Regions from separate parts of the Homo sapiens genome. Here all the other regions are linked to region 1. A link is a contact called in ENCODE Hi-C or POLR2A ChIA-PET data. All regions are on one chromosome and are shown on one strand. Each heading gives the region's core, a stretch centred on a gene start or an enhancer-like site at or near the end of the contact. The rest is flanking DNA. Distances are from core to core; before and after follow the strand shown.

Region 1 (3,312 bases), core at 309-2,808:
ATGTTTTAAGATGAAATATAAAATGTGAACCTGAGAACTGTTTAACATTTAACATTATGGATATACATATCCATGTTTAGAATGTTCTCTGTGTATTAATGCATGATTTTGTCATAAATACCCCACTAGGAAGAGAAAGGTCGGAGAGAGTGTGTGTGTCTCTATGTGTGTGTATTTGTGTGTTTTGTCCTGGCAAAAAGACAAACTGAGAGAACAGAAGAACAAAAGAGCAGTACTGAAAATAGCTAGATTAAAGGTTGTTTTTCTGTCACCACACACCAGATATGGAGAGTAGTAAAAGCAGACAGATGGACAGTTCTGTTAGTTTTGGAGTGTGTGAATAGAGAAAAGAAACATTCTGTTCCTTTTATTCAGAAAAGGAATTTCTAGACTAAATTACTGGTATCAGCAATAAGTTTCATATTCTGACCAAAGAAACATTATTTTTTTTTTACCCTAGGGATAATGACTCATGCTGTTCTCAGAATTTTGCTTTTGTGGAAACTAAAGTGCAGTCATAAATACGGCACTGTTATTTAGATCTTAGTGCTAATGATACTATTGTGAGTAGACTAGTGATGGGTAAGAACACTAGTATTATAAACCCAGTTGTAACAAAGAAACCAAGCACATCTTAATTAGCTGATTCTAGATGGGAAAGTAGATTTTTTAAACAAATTAACTAATTGTTTTAATTCTGTGAATTATGCAATAGAAATAGGACCCATAATTTTATTTTTTTAATACTTCATTATTTTGAGGGGTTTATGTCAGAAGTTAAATTTCTAACTTCCAATATTGACAGTGGAGATAATTAAACATATTTTCTCTGCCTTTTTTCCTTATGTTCCTCAAAATTAGTATAAGTCTACTAAATCATAGTCACATACACCATAAAGCACCTATCAAAAGAGTATCAGCTAGGTGAAGTTCAAAGATTATATTCTAGTTTTATTTTAACCTTTAAAGTCTTGTAATTTAAGAAATAGAGGTTTGAATGTCTTCTTTATATACCATAGTACTAGATGCTCTCACTCTGAATTTTTACCATGTCAGGATACTCCATCACATATTTATCTCTGTAATTATAATTATTGGGCACATACACAAAAGAGTTGTCCTTTACGGTATCTCTGTCCAACCTAAAAACTTTCCCATTTCTCTTCACTTTAATCTCTTCAGTCGTTCCCTTTCCTGAATTACCTCTTTACTCCCTAGTGACGGCTTAAAGTTTTAGATCTTAAAGTTCCCTTTTTCAAACTTTCTTACGTCTTCCTCTGTGCCTTTATTTTAATGTCAGCAGAAGTTAGCTCATGAATCATAACATGTGAAGCAGTTGTTTGGAATAATTGACAGCTTTTAATGACTTATGTTAAATAGCCAGTTTAAAAGTTTTTGTCAGTTGATAAGCTTTATAAAGAAGCATTTTAATGTATTAAATCATTGTAAGTAATTTATTGTTTAACTGCATGCCTTGGGTGGTTAACTAATGTCATACAGAGCATCAGTGAATAAGAGTGGCAGTATTGGCTGGGTGCTATGACTCATGCCTCTAATCCCAGCACTTTGAAAGTCAGAGGCAGAAAGATCACCAGAGCCCAGGAGTTCAAGATCAGCCTGGGCAACATGGCGAGACCCCATCTCTGCATTAAAAAAAATTTAGCTGGGCATGGTAGCACACACAGGTAGTCCTAGTTCCTAGCTACTCGTGAAGCTGAGGCAGGAGAATTGCTTGAGCCTGGGGTTGGGGCTGTAGTGAGCCGTGTTCGTAGCACTGTACTCCAGCCTGGATAACTGAGAGAGACCCTGTCTCAAAAAAAAAGGGTAATATTCTACTCACTGATCATGTATGTTGCTGCTTTTACACAGTTATACCCATTTCAGTTTGTCATTCTCATTGCTTGCTTTTTAAGGTATAGTAATTATAATTTCCAAGATACTTGGTACATTGAACTGTACATAAGTATAAATAAATAGTAAATGCTTGAAAGGGAAAATAAAGACCACTTACTAATATTTCTCTCCCACCATTGAAGTATTTTGGCTGTATTGTATTATCGAAAAGATGGATTTTTTAGAAATCTGTGCTTACATGACTTCACATTGTTGTTGCTTTCATTCATAGAACTTGTCTTCACATCTTAGCTAGGTGACACTTGTGCTGAAATTAAGCTACCCTCTCTCTGATTGCACTTCTGGGAGATCTGAGTTTCTTTGCTTGCCAAAGTTATTACTTCAAGCTTTCCTGTTGTGAAATAGCCCTTTTGCCAGAGATCAAATACTGAAGGATGATAAATCACTATTAGTCAATAATTGCTTGCAATGGACATTTTCATTATTACTAACATAATACTAGGATATTTTGTTATTGCCAGAAAATGGGGCAGATGGCAACCAATTACATCAGGATATAAAGTTATTGTTTGGTCTTTATCATGGAAAAAGCATTGTTATTTAAATCAAATTTTTACTGTATATCATGTCTTTCATCCAATGTCGTAACATCCCAGATAGACTTGGGGTGTATTCACTTAAAAAAATACAATATCTTACGTTCATTAGAGTATAGTTGGAAGAAAATGTATTATTTTTGCAAGAAGCTGTTTATGGATTTATCTGATTAATTTATGTAGAGCCAGGAAAAAGTTGTTTTGACCAATAAATTTGGCATTTGAAATGAGCAGGTTAAGAATAGACATTAAGTGATCACCTTAAGTGCAATAAAATTTCAGTGCACTATACATTCTGTGCTTTATATCTATTTGTAAGAATACCAATAATATATCAATATGGTATAAGAGGAAAGAATAAGAGATTACTATAATAGCTCCTAAGAAAGGAAATCAGTCCAAGGACATAGGCTGAGGTTGTGATGTGGACAAAAAGATAATAGCAAGGATAGATAAATAACTAGACAAAAATGTCAGGGACCTAAGTATTTATATGGCAAACAAGGATACTCAGTACATCTAGAGCCAGACTTTTTCCAGTGTCTAATCCTTGTTGTATATTAAATACTTTGGGAACTAAAATATGTTTTATGACACTGTGTTAACTGATGCATAATTATGTAATGGAAGCCATTAGGGCCTGTGTCTTGGCAGGAATTAAACTAAAAGCAAGGTCCTTCTAGTATTTTTGGTAGAAGATTATTGGCTAGTGCCTATTTTCACAGCACATACTACTAAAATTAGGAGGACGACAGAAGACGAGCATTGCCCCTCCCTGTGCAAAATTGATAGACACATTCAAGAAGTATTCCATATTTTTAAGCTAATCTTTTTATTTGATTCACTTACCAGCAGGCTGTTT
Region 2 (3,312 bases), core at 285-2,784, 160 kb before region 1:
ATCCAAAATGCCAAGCATAAGTTATAGACTGCCTATGGTGGAGTGTATTTCTTCCAGTGGCAAATTTACATCTGTTCCTTTGGACACACTTCATTACTAGCATATGATCATCTTAAACATGTTTCCATAAACTCCCTCCTAGTATACATTCCCCCTAAATATATATACACACATACACACACAGACTTGAAGATTAAAAACCATGAAATGTATTTTTAGGGGATTTTTTTTGGTAAGAACTCATAATCAGATCCCTTTAAAATAATATTCACGTTACACAATAGTTAACTGTCTTCATCTTTTTGTAATTCTTAATTTTCAAGTTATGAAGATCCCACAACTAAGAATTGTTGTGGTTTAAGCCTCAACTCAGATGATAAAAATCTTAAAACTCACATAAAAAGATCTATTTCTGATCTTTATAATCTTATATCAATTTATCATACATTGGGAAACTTTATCACCAGCCCTTTAAGAAATTATAAAGGATAACACCCAGCATTTGATCTTGAATAGATTTTCAGCCAATGAATGAGCCTCAGAAATGCCTTTAAAAAGGCTGAAAATCTGAAATCATTTAAGACTTTTTTGGTGCATATTATCATGGCTTTTTTAAAGCTAAGAATCTCCTGGAGATGATTTAATAAAATGTGCTGATGCCTTGAGTACTTTACAACACACAAATTCAGTGTGATCTATTCACTTCATTCAGAAACATTTTTTGTGTGTGCAGACCGAAGAATTTTTCCCACAACAGTAAGGGTATGTGTCTTGCATCCTGATTAATTAAAGCATAACAGCATCTTACAGCCTATAATCTACTTTTTTAAGTGAGCATTTAAATTCAAAAGTACACTGTATACAGAAAACCAGGCTGTTTAAAGGACCACATCTCAATTATATTGCATATATAAATTGATTATATTTGTAAGAGTATTTTACATGTAAAACACCCCCAAAAGATTAATGGGTATATGCTTTTTAATAATGTGTTTATTTCCAGCAGTGTTTATGGTACTAAGGCCAACTTTCTTAAAATTTGAAGGGAAAATAAATATTAAAATCTACCAACAAAATTGAGAACTCACTCCAGTCCCAGGCTAACTCCAGTGATGGGGAGAACGGGCAGTGTGGGCAGCTAGGTTGATTCTACTGCCAACCTAAAAGCTTACAGTACTTGCATGATTTCCAGAAGACCATGGCAGACTGTGTGCAGACTGATGAATGGAGAACCCACAGTCATCGAGAATCGGCATCAAAATAACGTCTCAGTGATGACAATTTACCTTCTTCCCTTGATCTTCAACTCATAACCAAACAATTTTCAGACAAGACTCAGAAACCGTTTTATTAAACTGGAACACAAAATGCGTGTTATAATAATGTCAAGCCTTTATCAGAAATCAGTACATAAGTGAGGATACACAGCCAAAATGAGCCATCAACAAAAGCAGTATAAATTTTAAATAAGTTTCAGATTTCTATACTCAATATGCTAAAGAAAATAAAACCGAAAGAGTAGTTTCAATTTCACAATTCACAGTTGATTGGTTTTAATCCCATGACACGTTTGTCATTCTGCAGCCCCAGAACACAGACTTCCAAAGCAGTGACTGGCACTCCGACCCAACAGCATACACAGATCTTAAGCCTCTGTATGACATTTAGAGAAAATTTTAATAAACAACCCTAATTACACACAGTTTGGGCTGACATTTTTTAGCTATATCCTTTATCAAAGATAGTTCTAGTGAAATAGCAAAAGCAGTTTTAAAAGTTTGCCATGCCATTCAATAAAGGGTTCTAAAGCCTCCCTTGGTTTTACATTTTATTCTCTAATTTAAAACAATAACTGCATTAAAATGCAACCTTAATGGTGAAAGCAAAATCGGTTTTGCTTCTGAATCTAGAGCATATTTCCAAGGAGAAGCAACTTATTGTCCCAGCAGATATATGGAATGCTTTAAAGCAGGATCTGACATACTCCAGTAAGGCATTTCAAAGCAGACACATCATACCCAAACTAAATCATTATGGTCAGTCAAGGATACCACAGGTGAACACCAAGTAACGCAGAGTTAACGTGAAATTCTTACAAATGACACACGATTTACAAAACCCCAGAAAGGTACTCAGGTACCAAAAGAGGGCAGAACAATGACCAGCCACTCCAAAAGAGTTTTGTTCCTATACATGCCATATTTGCAGAGTAGAAACAAACTGCCCTATTTGCGCTTTGCCCTAGGATAATATCACTCATTCTGACATGTGGAGTTACTCTTCCTTAAAAAAATATATCATGTAGAGAATACACAAATAATAATAAATGATATAGAACATTTATTATTTTCACTAGTGAGGGGGTCACTTAAGCACTTACAAAGACTTATAAATGAATCATGAAGGTCATCAAAATGCAAAAACATCCAATAAATGTTGCATTATTAGTATTCAACAGTGCAGCAAGATTTTTAGCAACTGCGTCGGGCTTAATTTGGAACTATGGCCATGAGAATATGTTTAAGTTCAAAGAACTGCCAGATGTCTAAAAAAAAAAGTGTAATTAGTAAAAATATGGATTTTCCCTCCAAGGGCCCAAAGGAAGTGTTCAGTTACTTTGGAAGCCATGAATTTTATCAAACACACACAAGAATATGAATCTGGAACATTTCAATTCTGATTCAATTCTACCCATTGAATCTTCATGACCTGGAGAAAGTCACTTAAAATTCTTTAGATTTTATCTAAAGAATCTTATCCACAAAAAGTGGGCATAAAAATAAAGGCATATGTAAAAATAATTTTTTCTAAACATGACTACAATAAAGCTAAAGATGGTTACTAAGGCTTACAATTTCAACAACTCATTGTACAGTACAATCATTTTTAATTCTGCTAATTATAGCTGGAGGAAGTGTGGATAATTACAATTCTCAAGGAATTCAAATCAAATTCTTTAGAAAAATTAATAGTTTCAACTTACTAAGCTACTTAATCTGCTCTCCTAGAGTTGTTTAAAACAGCTAATTATATAGGGGTTTGACCCTTTACTCCCCTCTACCTTCTGGTAGAGCAGCTGAAAGTAGTGAAAGGAGAAGTGACAAGAGGGAGAAAAGCAGCAACAGATTGAAATGAGGTATTCGCTGATTTCATAAACCCCAATCAGTAATTTACAGTTTTTTGAAGAAGCTGCATAGTTTGGCAAAAATACATTATCAGAAGTGGGGAAAAGAAAAATTATATTGAAACTTTAAAATTTATGACAAGCACTTAAAAATGACCAATTCTAAAATAAACTTGTGTTTGAAAGGA
Region 3 (3,312 bases), core at 501-3,000, 140 kb before region 1:
ACATGTATACCTATGTATCAAACCTGCGCATTGTGCACATGTACCCCAGAACTTAAAGTATAATAAAAAATAATAATAATAATAAATAAAATTAAATAAAACCATGAAACTAGGTAAGTTACCTAGACGAGTCGGTGATAGAGAGCAAAGGACAAACCTCTAAGACACTACAATATCAAGTGTGGCAAAGAATCCAAAAATAAGATTGAGAATGCCCATGAAATAAGATAAAAACCAGACAAGTGCAGTGTCATAGAAGTCTGGAACAAAGTGGCTCAAAAGAAGAGTCTAGTTAAATACATTATGACCCAGGAACTATAGTTCTAGGTATTACGAAACAGAAACATACATAGGAGATAACCATAAGGATGCTCCTAGAAGTATTGTTTGTAACAGCAAAAAAGGTGGAAACAATGTAAGTGACCACCTACAGGACAACAGATAAATTGTAGATTATTCATACAGAGGAACACTACACAGTAGTGAAAGTAAACACTCTAGGGCCATGCATGGAAACATGAATCGGTCTCATAACAAAATACTGAATAAAAAGAGCAAATTGCAAAAGAAGATATGTAAGAATAATTTTTAATATAGGGTCTAAAAATATAAAAAACAACACTATATACTTATATAAGGGAACATATATGTAGCAAATATACAAAAACAATGTGTGGTAACAATAAATATCAATCCAGTATAGTGGCTACATCTAGGGGCATAGGATAGGGATACAATTGGGAAGAGATACATGGGGACTTCAGCTGAATTAATAATTTTTACTCCTTAAGCTAGATGGCAAATACAAATGTTTATTATATTTTTGGTACCTTATATCTGAAGGACTTCATAATCATTCAGCACAACAATAACCAAAAAAGGGAGTAGTTCATCAGGTCAAAAGCTGCTGTGAATAAAGTCAGGAGAGAGAAGTGATACTTGGATTTGCAAAGACAGAGGTCACAACTGGCCTAGGTAAGAATCACTTCAGCAGAACAGTGAGAGATAAAGGTCATGTGAAGTGGTTTAACTAGGAAAACACCCAGTACAGGCAACTATGCAGAAGAGCTCTATGACAGGGAGCAGAGAAATCCGGCATGCAGCTAGACAGAGAAATGGGATCATTTCCCTTTGAAATATGGATTTTAGAGGCTTGTCTGTATGACAACAGGAAGAAGTCACTAAAAGCAGAAGAACAGCTGATACAGGAGCTGAAGAGCATGACTACAGGAACACAGTCCATGAAAAGGCAGAAGAGGTACCCAGTACTAGTGGAGGGGTCAAGGTTAGATAGTATCAGGTATTTTATTTCCAAAGCAGCATCCCCAGTAGTATTCAAGCAGATATTGCATCCACAACATAATGATACTAATGGCAACTAAGAAAAGTATGCAAATTTGCAGGGAAAATAGCAGACAGGAGGCAGGACTAACTAGCAGCTCCCACTCAGATGGACAGAGCAGTGTGTGGAGACCCATATCATGAAATTTTGCTCCAAGAACTACAGCAGGAACATACCAGGAAAGCGGAGGGTATTCACAGGCCCTTTGAAGGAGGCGGATTGCCACTGCAGACTCCGTGGGACAGCTGAGGAACTGAGTCGGCCTGCTTTCTCAGCTGGGAGGCTTGTGGTCTGGGGCAAGTTCTCAGCCCTGACCACCAGCTGCCTGGAAATGAACTCAGTGCTACAGATGAGGCACAGTGGGAGGAAGACCAGCCTTTAGGGCTGGGGGATGCATGGGAGCTGGGTGAGGCCTGTAACAGCCAGCTTTCCCCCAATTCCCTGGTGACCTGTGTGACACAGCAGAGGCAGCCATAATCCCCCTGGGAACATAACTCCATTGGCCCGTTCACACCCCTATTCCCCATAGCAGCTGCAGCAAGCCCCACCCAAGGAGAGACTGACCTCAGACATGCCTAACCCTGCCCCAACCCGATGGTCTTCTCTACCCACACTGGTGGCCGAAGACAAAGGACATAAGCTCTTGGGAGCTCTGGGGCCCCACCCACCGCATGATCATCTCTATACTACCATAGCTGATGCACTCTTGAAAGCACCACCTCCTGGCTGGAGACCAACCAACACAAAACCAGCACACTTAACAAAAATACAACCAAGGACCCTCACTGAGTCCACTTCACTCCCCGGCTACCTCCACCAGAGCAGGTGCTGGTATCCACAGCTGACAGACATGAAGATGAATCATATCACAGGACTCCCTGCAGACACTGCCCAGTACCAACCCAGAGCCCAGTAGCTCCACTAGGTGGCTAGATCCAGAAGAAAAATAACAATTATTGCAGTTCAGCTCTCAGTAAGCCCCATCCTAGAGGAAAGGTGAGAGCACCACATCAGGGGAGCACCCTGTGGGACAAAAGAATCTGAAGAGCAGCCTCTGAGTCCCAGATCTTCCCTCTGACATAGTCTACCCAAATGAGGAAGAACCACAAAAATAATTCTTGTGACATGACAAAACAAGGTTCTTTAACACCCCCAAAAGATCACCTTAGCTCACCAGCAGTGGATCCAAACCAAGGTGAAATATCTGAATTGCCAGAAAAAGAATTCAGAAGGTCAACTACTAATCCAATCAAGGAGGCACCAGGCCGAGCGTGGTGGCTCACGCCTGTAATCCCAGCACTTTGGGAGGCTGAGGCAGGCAGATCACCTGAGGTCAGGAGTTCAAGACCAGCCTGACCAACATGGTGAAACCCAATCTCTACTAAAAATACAAAAAAAAAAAATAGCCGGATGTGGTGGTGCTCGCCTATAGTCTCAGCTACTCAGGAGGCTGAAGCAGGAGAATCACTTCAGTCCGGGAGGCAAAGGTTGCAGTGAGCTGAGATCATGTGACTGCACTCCAGCCTGGGTGACAGAGTAAGACTCAGTCTCAAAAAAAAAAGGAGGCACCAGAGAAAGGTGAAGTCCAACTTAAATAAATCAAAAAATAATACAGGTATGAATGGAAAATGTTCAGTGAAATAGATAGCATAAATAAAAAACAATCACAACTTCTGGAAATGAAGGACACGCTCAGAGAAATGCAAAATGCACTGAAAAGTCTCAGCAATAGAGTCGGACAAGTAGAAGAACTTCAGAGCTCAAATATAAGGCTTTTGAATTAACCCAAATTGATAAAGACAAAGAAAAAAGAATTTTTAAAAAATGAACAAAGCCTCGAAGAAGTTTGAGATTACGATAAACGACCAAACCTAAGAATAATTGCTGTTCCTGAGGAAGAAGAGAAATCTAAAAGTTTGCAAAACATATTTGAGGGAATAATTGAGGAAAACTTCCTCAGCCTTGCTAGA

What was found. A loop is a pair of places that touch in the nucleus more often than their neighbours do. ChIA-PET counts read pairs that join two places held with the same protein, here RNA polymerase II (POLR2A). Pooled maps may share reads with other maps.
Region 2: a pooled map shows a loop between it and region 1 (3-fold over the local background). The contact joins two enhancer-like sites. A Hi-C loop is called at or near these places in 3 of 168 maps with a recorded cell type or tissue (B cell, CD4-positive, alpha-beta T cell and naive thymus-derived CD4-positive, alpha-beta T cell), 15 of 37 single-sample maps with no recorded cell type and 11 of 50 pooled maps. POLR2A ChIA-PET finds 5 or more read pairs at or near these places in 2 of 52 experiments (T-cell and activated CD4-positive, alpha-beta T cell).
Region 3: a loop to region 1 is called in a pooled map, with 2.8 times the contacts of the local background. The contact joins two enhancer-like sites. A Hi-C loop is called at or near these places in 1 of 37 single-sample maps with no recorded cell type and 4 of 50 pooled maps. POLR2A ChIA-PET finds 5 or more read pairs at or near these places in 3 of 52 experiments (T-cell, activated naive CD4-positive, alpha-beta T cell and naive thymus-derived CD4-positive, alpha-beta T cell).

Annotation. Positions count from the first base shown.
Region 1 is chr3:179,180,858-179,184,169 of GRCh38, forward strand. All of the region lies in intron 1 of PIK3CA (phosphatidylinositol-4,5-bisphosphate 3-kinase catalytic subunit alpha), which reads left to right. Among named protein-coding and RNA genes, the nearest start is that of PIK3CA, 34 kb to the left of the region's middle. Within about 2 kb of position 1,559, at least 5 of the 41 ENCODE cell types and tissues checked have a DNase peak (open chromatin) inside an H3K27ac peak, as active enhancers do; they include B cell, where a contact is called at or near this core.
Region 2 is chr3:179,015,902-179,019,213 of GRCh38, forward strand. ZMAT3 (zinc finger matrin-type 3) reads right to left here. Exons shown (of 6, transcript NM_022470.4): 6 at 1,322-3,312. Among named protein-coding and RNA genes, the nearest start is that of ZMAT3, 54 kb to the right of the region's middle. RefSeq lists an enhancer at 1,397-1,506. Within about 2 kb of position 1,535, at least 2 of the 41 ENCODE cell types and tissues checked have a DNase peak (open chromatin) inside an H3K27ac peak, as active enhancers do; they include B cell, where a contact is called at or near this core.
Region 3 is chr3:179,044,966-179,048,277 of GRCh38, forward strand. The region is part of intron 2 of ZMAT3 (zinc finger matrin-type 3); the gene reads right to left. Among named protein-coding and RNA genes, the nearest start is that of ZMAT3, 25 kb to the right of the region's middle. RefSeq lists enhancers at 1,391-1,530, 1,551-1,630. Within about 2 kb of position 1,751, at least 2 of the 41 ENCODE cell types and tissues checked have a DNase peak (open chromatin) inside an H3K27ac peak, as active enhancers do.